Linked DNA regions of Homo sapiens: region 2 is linked to region 1. The links are chromatin contacts, found by Hi-C or POLR2A ChIA-PET in ENCODE. All regions are on one chromosome and are shown on one strand. Each heading gives the region's core, a stretch centred on a gene start or an enhancer-like site at or near the end of the contact. The rest is flanking DNA. Distances are from core to core; before and after follow the strand shown. Region 1 overlaps FBXW11 (F-box and WD repeat domain containing 11). Region 2 overlaps UBTD2 (ubiquitin domain containing 2).

The links. A loop is a pair of places that touch in the nucleus more often than their neighbours do. ChIA-PET counts read pairs that join two places held with the same protein, here RNA polymerase II (POLR2A). Pooled maps may share reads with other maps.
Region 2: a pooled map shows a loop between it and region 1 (2.8-fold over the local background). The contact joins two enhancer-like sites. A Hi-C loop is called at or near these places in 1 of 37 single-sample maps with no recorded cell type and 9 of 50 pooled maps. POLR2A ChIA-PET finds 5 or more read pairs at or near these places in 4 of 52 experiments (AG04450, CD8-positive, alpha-beta memory T cell, GM10248 and 1 more).

The regions. Positions count from the first base shown.
Region 1 is chr5:171,955,811-171,961,403 of GRCh38, forward strand. FBXW11 (F-box and WD repeat domain containing 11) reads right to left here. Exons shown (of 14, transcript NM_001378974.1): 2 at 1,787-1,888. Among named protein-coding and RNA genes, the nearest start is that of FBXW11, 48 kb to the right of the region's middle. Within about 2 kb of position 2,126, at least 6 of the 41 ENCODE cell types and tissues checked have a DNase peak (open chromatin) inside an H3K27ac peak, as active enhancers do.
Region 2 is chr5:172,233,952-172,239,235 of GRCh38, forward strand. It overlaps UBTD2 (ubiquitin domain containing 2), which reads right to left. Exons shown (of 3, transcript NM_152277.3): 2 at 171-407. Among named protein-coding and RNA genes, the nearest start is that of EFCAB9, 42 kb to the left of the region's middle. RefSeq lists an enhancer at 1,177-1,226. Within about 2 kb of position 2,085, at least 5 of the 41 ENCODE cell types and tissues checked have a DNase peak (open chromatin) inside an H3K27ac peak, as active enhancers do.

The DNA.
Region 1 (5,593 bases), core at 876-3,375:
CAAGGCAAAAAAAAAAAAATCTTTTTTTCCTTCTTAAGTGAATTTCACTAAGAAAGATGAGTCAAGGAACTTTTAACAAATTTGGATTTCCATTTTCAACAAGGTAGGAACCCGTGTACCTCCTCCCACTCACCCCACCTCCAGAGAACTCACAATACTGTTACTAAAATATATTGAATGATGCCTTCCATTGGCCAATTACTTTTAACTGAATGCAATAAAAAGAATCCGCACTTCAAGACCTCACTAACAACTACAATTTTTCCCCCTCTTAAATTTCCAGTTCTGGAAAAAACTCGGTCAGCCCACTAAAAAGCAACTGTAACATTCCTTTTAATCCAGAAAAATAGAGACAAAAATACACCTATTATAATACACCTATTATACACCTATTATAATAACGCAAATATCCATTATACAGCATCAAGGAGAGCACATGCAATAATGGCTGCCATTCCAAGAACATTTTTGTTAAAAGTTACATCGCATGCACAGAAGCTGCTTTTCCAAAAGTAAACATATATTCATTACACTGAGCCTCACTGAAGCATCCTGTTCTTGTAAGGTGAGACTTGTAACCCACCTTTATATACAGAATCTAAAGACAACTGGGCCTTATATTGAACTCGCTCTCCAGTTAACTGTGTTAGTGAGGTTCCAGTACAGTTCCCCAAAGAAAGCAATTTGAATCAATAACCACACCAGTGCTACTCTGAATGTTTGCCAATAAGTAAATAAAATGCCTGACTCCAATATGAAGAACATTTTCCTCCTTCCTGGCTCCCCAGCTCCATTTAAAAATTGTAAACATGAATAGAAAGATAAACTTGAGAACAGCAAAGTCACCCATGCCATCAATAATATCCCTCTAACTCAGTGCCTAATTTTGCAGTTTTCCTCAAACAGGACAGTCTCAACCAGATGCCAGGAATTTAATATGGCTTTTCAAAGATATATCAAACTGTCTGGAATATGCAGTGATGAAAACTGAATATTGCTACTGAAACCATATTTAATTAAACACATGCTTGCTCAGAGCTTCAGAAATAAAGCTACAATGTTTTCTTCCTTGGCTCTCTTAGAAGCCACCCCAACAAGAGAGGGTCACCAGCTGCACTCCTGCTAACAGTTCTATCCTGAGCAACCCTTTCCCATCCACCCCCAAAAAGTTTTACTTTTATCTGTGGAATTCTCTGCCGGCCTCGGCCTGGAAAACTGGGTGGACCCTGAGGACAGGTGTCAGATCTGGCCTTTGGGAGGTGGCCCAAACTGACAAATTATTGGCAGCATAAAGCTATGATCTTTATAAACTTCAGTTTGAGGCTTTATGCCAGTAGTGATTCCCTCCCCGCTCCTTTTTTGAAGAGGGGAGAGAAAGCAAGCCAAAAGGATGAGTTTCAAAATAGAAAAAAATCACCACTTTAATTATGAAACCCTCCCAACTCAACAAAGAACTGTTAAAGGTAGCCAAATGGAAAATGTCAGGAGTTTTTTTTGGCACATGCGCAACTATTAAACATGAGAATTACAACCTCAAGGTGAGGGGAAAAGAGTAAAAAGCAGGAGCAGAAAAGGGGAGGACAGGGCCCAGCCAAAGACCCGTTTGCTCAAAAGGGCCCCTCTTGGTACTAACTCCTCCATGTGGGGCACCCAGGCTGGAGGAAAGCAGAGGGTTACACAGAACATTTAGCAGACTTAACATTGGATTAAACACACTACTGCAAGTTTCAACAAATGTTCATGGCATACGTAAAAACACATTTACAACAAGAAAGAAGAGAGGCACCTGGAGACATCTGACACTGGGCATGCTCTGCAGGCAACTCAGTGCGCACATGCTCTCTACCAGGTTGGCGCAGCCTAGCCACAAAGACCTTGGCACAGAACACTGCAGGATGACAAAAAGGAAGGAAGAGAAGAAGCAGTTAGAGGCCGCAACAAATCACTCCTTCACACAGGCAACTTGAATGTTAGTTGGGGCAGGGGGTGCACCCTTGGCAGTTTGGAGGTTAGGGATGGTCCCAGACAGCTCACTGAAACCTTGGGGGAGGGCCCACTTGATGTTCTATGGAAAGGAGGTTTCTGCTGCCAACCACTAATTTCTCAGGGTACAGTGAATAGAATCAAGAGGGACAGAGAGAATGTTTAAACAAAAACCCACCAAAGGGAACTGTGAAAGTTTGAGTGCAAAACAAGATTAGTGGTGAGATTGTCGACTACAATTTCATCAGTGCCACAGTTTCTCGTCTATGTCACATAACCATAATTGTCATCGTTGTTTAAGAACCTACAAAACCACAAAAAGTGCTATTTGCCCAGCACTTTACATTTGTTCTCTAATCCTCATATCATTGTAAGGAAACCGAGGCTCAAAGGTTAAGTGATTCGCGCAAGGACACACAACAAAGGAGGGGAGAGCCAGAATTTCAAACTTTGGTTTGTCTGCTACCAAAACCCACATTCTTTCCACAAGACTATGATGCTGCTATTGTGAAAACTTATATCACCCCAACTTTTATCATGTGAGTAAAGTTTTGCACCTCCCTAAGGTAAAATCACAGGAGACCTAAAGAATAAGGCAAAAAGAACAAGAAAGATGGGTGACAGACTGATAGATAAAGGCAATAAAAGAGGTGATTTAAAATGCATGATTTTCAGTGTCATCACATCTCCACCTTCCCAAAGGAAAAACATTGGAACGTCATGATTTTCATTTTAGACTTTGTTTACAAAGTCCGTCTGACATGACTAAGAATTAAAAAGCTTATTTAATTTACCTCTTCGATCCTCTTTTAAAAGCTTGCTGATTTTAAAGGAATTAAGAAAAAAAGTAAAATATAAAATGAACATATGTACTACGGCTACTACTTAATAACCATTAGACCATACTGTAAAGTTAATAACCATTAGACCATACTGTTCAATCATTCAGATATAAAGTCAATTAATTTACTATGGCAAAATCAATACTCATGTAACAAAAATTAAAGGTGAGTGTTTGGGTTCAACCAAAACATCCCAGAAGTCTTGGACCCAAGCTCATAAACTTGTTTGTTCTAGCTATAATTAGAATAGCCAAACACCCTCATTTGCCTGAGATAGTCCTGGATGACACTTATTGTCCCCTCATAACTTTCACTCTCAAAAGTGTTCTGGTTTAGTGGATAAATTCTATTATCACCCAACTGCAATACAAACAAAGATAGCTTTGCTTGAAATCAGAGAGACCTGGGTTCCTATCTAGTATCTGTCACTTACTAGTTACAGTTCACCTATGATACACGGAATATTGAGATTACTTAGAAAAGGCATTTAAAGAATACAAAATCAGAGGAACCAAATGGAATAAAAAAATTGAGCAGCTTTCTGGTAGCAATGAAAATGACACACTTCCAAGGTGTGCCTTTATTCCAAAGCCAATACAGTGGCAATATATCATTGAAACTCCAGGTACACAAATTTTGTTGCCTCAACACTTTGCAGAGTACCAACCACAGAAGGTGCTGAATAAAATAATGAAATAAAATAATGAAAGTAGTTGCCATTTATCAAGCTTCTGTTATGTGCTAGACAGCTGAAATAGTAAACTCTCACAATAACCCTGTAAAATAGGTATTATTCCATTTTATGATGAGGAAACTGATGATCAGGAAAGAGATATCAAGCAGAGTCCCATGGAATTTTTTTTCCATTAAGAAAAAAATTTTTTTAATTAAAACAGAAAGGAGAGCCTGATTTGTTAAAACAGCAACACAGACCAGGAATGGTGGCTCACACCTATAATCCTAGCACTTTGGGAAGCCAAGGTGGTCAGATCACTTGAGGTCAAGAGTTGAAGACAAGCCTGGCCAACATGGTGAAACCCCGTCTCTACTAAAAACACAAAAATTAGCCAGGCGTGTGGTGGCACACACCTGTAATCCCAGCTACTTGGGAGGCTGAGACAGGAAAATTGCTTGAACCTGGGAGTCAGAGGTTGCAGTAAGCCAAGACCACGCCACTGCACTCCAGCCCAAGCGACTGAGCGAGACTGCCTCAAAAAAAAAAAAAAGAAAAGAAAAGAAAAGAAAAAAAACCAGCAACTTGTCCAAGGTGCAGGGGAATAAGGGCTAACTGATGGCAGAATTAGGACTAGTAAATTAAACCTGACAAGCTGATTTTCTTTCCACTACAACAAACACTCTCTATCCAGAGATATTCTTACACATGTTTAATAAAAGAATACTTACATCAGCATACATCACAAGTGGATGGGCAAAGAAGAGAGTTTAAGGACTACACCTAGCCAGGTGAGGTGGCTCACGCCTATAGCCCCAGCACTTTGGGAGGCCGAGGTGGTGGGATTACTTAAGCCCAGGAGTTCGAGACCAGCCTGAGCAACATGGTGAAACCCCACCTTTACAAATAATACAAAAGTAGCCAAGCATGGTGGTATGCACCCATAGTACCAGCTGCTCGGAAGGCTGGGGTGGGAGGATTGCTTGAGCTTGGAAGGTGGAGGTTGCAGTGAGCCAAGATCGCAGCACTATACTCCAGCCTGGGCAACAGAGTGAGATCCTGTCTCAACAACAACAACAAAAAAGGATTACATCTGGATTCAGCAACTAATATCAAATTAACACCAAAGCTCATACGTAAATCAATTTTTACTTATTCAGTAAAAAGTCAGGTTCCCTCTGCAAGGGTTAATAGTATTTGCCTCAAAGGGTAAAAACCATGAAAGCATAAGGTATTGATTAGATTCTGCTAATAAGTTGGAATCTAAAACTTTTTAAAAGGCAATTTTTCACATTCAGTAAATCAAAAAATCACAGATTGTGAGAACAGGAAGGCATTTTAAATACTATTTAGTATAACCTCGCACTGCTAATTTTAGATTAAGAGGTGAAGAAATTAAATCCAAATTAGAAAAACAATGATATTATCAAGGCTTTTTAACCATTTAATGATTTAATCAATACTCATAACAATGTGGAAAACAATCAACATAAAGAAAATTTTCAGTGAACTTGATTTTAAAACATTAGCCATTTATTAGAAGACTGATATTTCAAAGCTTTTTGAAGCTTGTTATTTAACTAGTATATTCAGGGAAAGATTTTTAAAAGACCCTCTGAGGGTCAGATTTCCAAGATTTTCTCTTCATAATATCTATGGTAGATACTGTAAGATATAAAGAATGATGCCAGTATTTATTAGATGCTGACATCATGCTAAATACTTTATAAAGGATATCTCATCTCATTTTTACAATAATCCTACACAATAGACATTACTTTCCCCTTCAGAAGAGGAAACACAGGCTCAGAGATGAAGTAATTTACTTATCCAAAATCGCATAGTGCTGGGTTGGTGCTAAGGTCTGAGGCAAGAGTACTCTTCACTGAGACAGCTTGATCCTAGGCAGCACCCAAGCTGGTGTGTGATGCAACTGCCAATATCTACTAATCAGAAGTCTCAACTCTCAGATCATCCCAGGACTGGGAACTTCCAGTTTCAAGACGAGTGTTGTTTTCCATTTGGTAAGAACACAGACAGTGGTTAAAAAGTATTACAACTGCTTACTTTCACACTCAATAATTACTTTGAAGCT
Region 2 (5,284 bases), core at 835-3,334, 280 kb after region 1:
TCTCCAGCTGAAAGATGTACAAGAAAAAAAGAGGAATGCTATTCCTTGCTACATTAAAAAAAAAAGTTAGAATAATTCATAGCAAGGAAAAACACTCTCCCATTTGGTTTCTTGCTATCAGAAACAAAGTTGATTATGTTTCCTCTGTCCTTGAGGAACACCAAACCTACCATGTGGTAATGTTATGTTTGCACCATCAATGATTGCTTGTGCCAGTTCATGATCATTGCTCTCAAAAGCATGTGCAGCAGCCTTCAAGGCATCCCAAATCTCTTTCCGGCCTTCAAAAGCTGGTGCTGTATCCCAAAATTCATCCCTCTTGCTGCGTAGTTGTCCATCTGTCATAGGATAATCGCTTTTCCATTTTGGTTTCTCCTTTTTCAAAGGCTGGTTACGACCTAGAGCAACTGAAAAGAAAAATAAAAGACTGAGATCAAACCCAAAATTTATAAAATATGTATCAAAAGTTATCTGGTCATTCCTCTCTTGGATTATTTCATCAAAATCACAGCCAGAAATTTACCTGCTAGCTAATTTGTGCATCCTGAAATTCCTCTAACACATTTTGGAACTACAAAAGTGAATAGAGACATTAGACTGCTCTATGCAAAACAAATTGGTAGCTCTTTTCCACTCAGTACACCCTCCACAGGATCATTAAAAAGAATTACAGGCTGAGTGCAGTAGCTCAACACCTGTAATCCCAGCACTTTGGGAGGCTGAGGTGGAAGGAAGGCTTGAATCCAGGAGTTCGAGACTAGCCTGGGCAACATGGTGAGACCCCCATCTCTACAAAATACACAAAAATTAGCCTGGCATGTTGGCATGTGCCTGTGGTCCCAGCTACTTGGGAGGCTGAGGTGGGAGGATCACTTGAGCCTGGGAGGTTGTGTTTGCAGTGAGCCATGATCATGCCACTGCACTTCAGCCTGGGCGAGAGTGAAACCTCATCTCAAACAAAACAAAACAAAACTAAAGAACCCCAGAGAATTATAGTTGTAATGAATGTACCACTCTGGTGGAGGATGCTGATAATCAGGGAAAGGAGGCTATGTATGTGTAGGCACTGGGAGTACATAGGAAATCTCTGTACCTTCCTCTCAATTCTGTTATGAATCTAAAACTGCTCTAAAAAAATTTTTTTTTAATACAATGAAAGTTTTGTTTTGTTCATTTTAAAAGAACTGCCTAGAAGGTAAGTGTTTCATCAGACTGTAAGAGCAGGATATGAGAGTCAAGAGACACCACGAAAGAGAGGCAAGATACTTGGGGAAGCAAACGGCAATAGTAGCTTGGACACATGAAACCAGGAAGTAGGAACTGAGAAAATCCAAAGAGGTAAAAGATTGCTTTTCAGTGCCCAGAGAAAGAAGAGCCAAACCACCAGAATCATGAACAAACTGATTAGAGGAATGCTTCCTCTAGCATTCTACTCTCTGGACTTTAGTCAAGGAACTGTAAATACCTTTCTCTGGAACTCAAACAGGAACTAATTTACAAAGGGTAGAATCAGTACTTTAGTTTTTTTGAGGAACTGGGAGTAAAAGAGATAATCTTTGATGCTAGGCCAAGGGATTAGCTCCGAACCACAAGGAGCAGAAGAACTATGATACCCTACCCTAGTTTCAACCCAAGAGAAGAAGAAAACAGAGGGCAAGTGGCAGCATCTCCCCTTAGACAATGTTATGTAGTAGTAGCGCTGGAATAAGCCTGATGCAGCATCCTTGCACCCAGATAACCATCTGGTGTATTATCTGTGATCTATTTCCATGGGTCATACTGACCTACAGAGCCATTCTTATTTATGGCTCTGTAAGATTATACAGTGCTATAGATAGGGAATAGTTTGATAGATGGGATAGAAGATAGAAAGAAAATTGAAGCTGGATGAAAAGATAAGAAGAGTGTTGGAAAAGAGTGGGTGGGAAATAAATGACACAGCGAGTGGGAAGGAGAGAGGGTGTGTGTCAAAATTCAATGTTCTATATTTAATTGCAGAAAGAATACCAATTTTAAAGAAATCACTCTCAAACTGGTTCTAAAGCATCCATGAAATTGACTACTCCCTCATTGGCCCAGGGCCAGATGAAATTTGGACTATGCAAAACAGAAAATAAAATGACTCCAGACCCTGGGCTATCTCTACTCTCCAGGCTATATTCTCAATAAAGACTGCCAGGTCAGGTCTCTTCTGTCCTCTCCCCTCAGGGTGGCACACCAAAAGACTAGCTGTTTTCCACTTAAAACACTCAGCATTAACTCAAATACTTTTTGCCCTCTAACTTGTCCTAGTGAAATGCAAAACAGGTGAGTTCTGAAAGGGTGAGGAAGCAGAATAGGAAACCCATCCATTTAGTAGCAGAGCTGGAAACAGAATCCAAGTCTCTTTATTTAATCAACAAATATGTACTGAGTGTCTACTGGGAGTAACACTACAGATGTGCCTATTACATTTAATTCAAATGCGAGAAACACAGTCTATACTAATGATTTTTCCCTACCTCTTCCAAATAATACAGACAATGCAGCTAGAGCATAATTCTCTAGAAGATGTTCAGAATCTGGTCTGATAACCACAACCCACTGATTGCACCAACACGATGGAATGCAAGGTTGATTTTATTTTCTGCTACATTATCATTTAGATGAGTTAGAGACAGTTTACAGACAACACTCAGCTTACTGACCAGGAAGTGGAAGATGGCACAGTAAGCAGGTAGACTCAGTAAGATATTTATCTGAATAAAGTTTTGGGTCTGAGTATTTCTACAGAATTATCTGGCCTCATATGTATTAAATGCATGAGAGATAACTCAGTATAATTTTTCCTGTCATTCTGAGAGAATTACAAAGCATGGACAAAAACAACAAAACCTCTACAGAAGAATCTCAGGACCTAAAACTAAAGCAAATGAAAGGAAGAGGACTTTGAAAAGAGGAAGCCAACAGAAAAACAATCATAATAAGGGTACAAAGTACCTTGGAAAAATTGTAAAACACCTTCCTTACAAATGTGAGGTAGGTTCATTTCACCTCTCTCCGTTTGTACTAAGCATAGATGAACAAAGTCCCACAAAAAGAACAGATGATGCGTTTATGTTGCTTAAGGAAAATCATTCCAAATGCATTTTCTTTAATTTTTAAATTTTATTCATATACTTGAGACAGAGTCTTGCTCTGTCGCCAAGGCTGGAGTGCACTGGTGCAACCCGACTCACTGCAACCTCCGCCTCCTGGGTTCAAGCGATTCTCCTGCCTCAGCCTCTCGAGTAGCTGGGACTACAGGCCCGCGCCACCATGCCCAGCTAATTTTTGTATTTTTAGTAGAGACGGGGTTTCACCATATTGGCCAGGATAGTTTCAATTTCTTGACTTCATGATCCGCCCGCCTCAGCCTCCCAAAGTGCTGGAATTACAGGCATGAGCCACTGCGACAGGCCCCCAATGCATTTTCAAATCTACATGCTGTCAAAAGTTTCACGGTAATTTGTGACATGAAGGAAGATTACTTTTATTTGCCTATTTCTGCCTGTATTATAAACATAATATAGAATATCTGTCTATAGAATGTCCACTGTTAAAAAATGATTAAATCTTTGTAACATAATTACTTTAGTGAAACCACAGAGCAGTGCAGAATTTTCACTACAAAATCTGAGGCTTGAAGCTTCATGTTAAACTAAATGACTAACCTTTGTTAAATAAATAACTGGGAAAAAAATTAGCATTTAGCAAAAGCATTTGAACTATCCTCTCGTGAAAACATGAAAATATTTAGGTTTGTTAAGAGGACTTAAGTTCATATTCATAAACCACTCATAATAATGCATGATATACAATAAAACTGCAAATAAATGTTTGCTAAATAAGTAAAAATGAACTTAGAGGTACTATATGAAATAACATCTTTAAGTCCTTTGGCAAAAATATACAGGCTGTCTTTCTTCTTTTCATAACTTCCCAATCCCTTCCTTAAATGTTAAAGAAATGTCCCTGATTGTCATGCACTTCCTGTGCCTTATCAGAGTACACTTGCTAGGCATTTGTTCACCAAATCTTATCCTTTGAGTTCAGGTGGTGCCACAAACCTGTATTTCTGAAAATGCAGTAGTTGGACATAGATTATCAGCCTGGCAGCTAAGTACCTCATGTTTGTACCAAGCCAAACATTTTTGTAAGATGTAGAATATATACATACTCAACTAGATTTCATTTTATGCTCTTAAACTTTCAGTTTTATCTGCTTCACACATCTTCTGACTGCTGATACCAAAAGAGAGATGCTTGGTAATCATACATAGCATATAGGACTAGGTACCATGCTCTAACAGTGAAGAATTTAAAGACAGGAAACATCTTTTATTCCCCAAATTTCTGCTTCTCTATCCTTAAACTGCAGGTAACCAACCATCTTTAGTGCACTATGAATTAACATATGAGAAATAAAAAATTAATAAAGCAATCTAATCTTAAAAAACCACACAATCTATTTCAGAAAATATCCTTTCCCCCATCAATCCACATTTACTTCAAAACGTGTCCAAAAGTCATCTTTTTCTCAGAAACCTCTTAATCATATTCACCCACTCTTTATCTTTCCTTGTAATCTTTAAACACTTCTTCCCACTCTGTAACAAATAAACAGATCTAACACACAGAAAACCCAAGTAAGGCTTGTTTCTCAGATCTAAATAACACATAATTTTAAATATTTTTACTACATAATTTAAAGCATTCTACCAAAAACTCATTTTGACATTGGTAAAAAACAATCAATTCTGAAGTTAAGTATGATTATAATTGTTTTCCTGTTTTGGGTTCCTCTTTGAAAACCTTGATTTAATGATGGAACGCTTCAAATGAAGAAAGAAGAGGCCATAATGCATGGATAAGGTGAAAATATCAAGATATGACTCAAGCAACAGCTTTAACCGGTTGAAAACTGGAAGCATCAGTTTCCATAAGACAATAGCGTGAGGGGAAAAATGGAGTATTAGAACCCTTCCGTAACAGACGGTGCTAAACTAAAAGGACACTTGCAAATATTTTCACATAAATTTAGAATGCACTATATACACACATATATACATACATGCATAATACATATATTCCCTTTACCTAAAGCAACTAACTGCCAAAAAAAAATAGGGATATGGGAATTAAAATGCCTAAAATGCCAACAATCAATACAATATGCAAATCTTCTCTACTGTTTGAGAATTTAAAGGTAGAAGAGACCTTAGATTGTATAATCCAACCTTACTGACAGATAGGAAACTAAGAT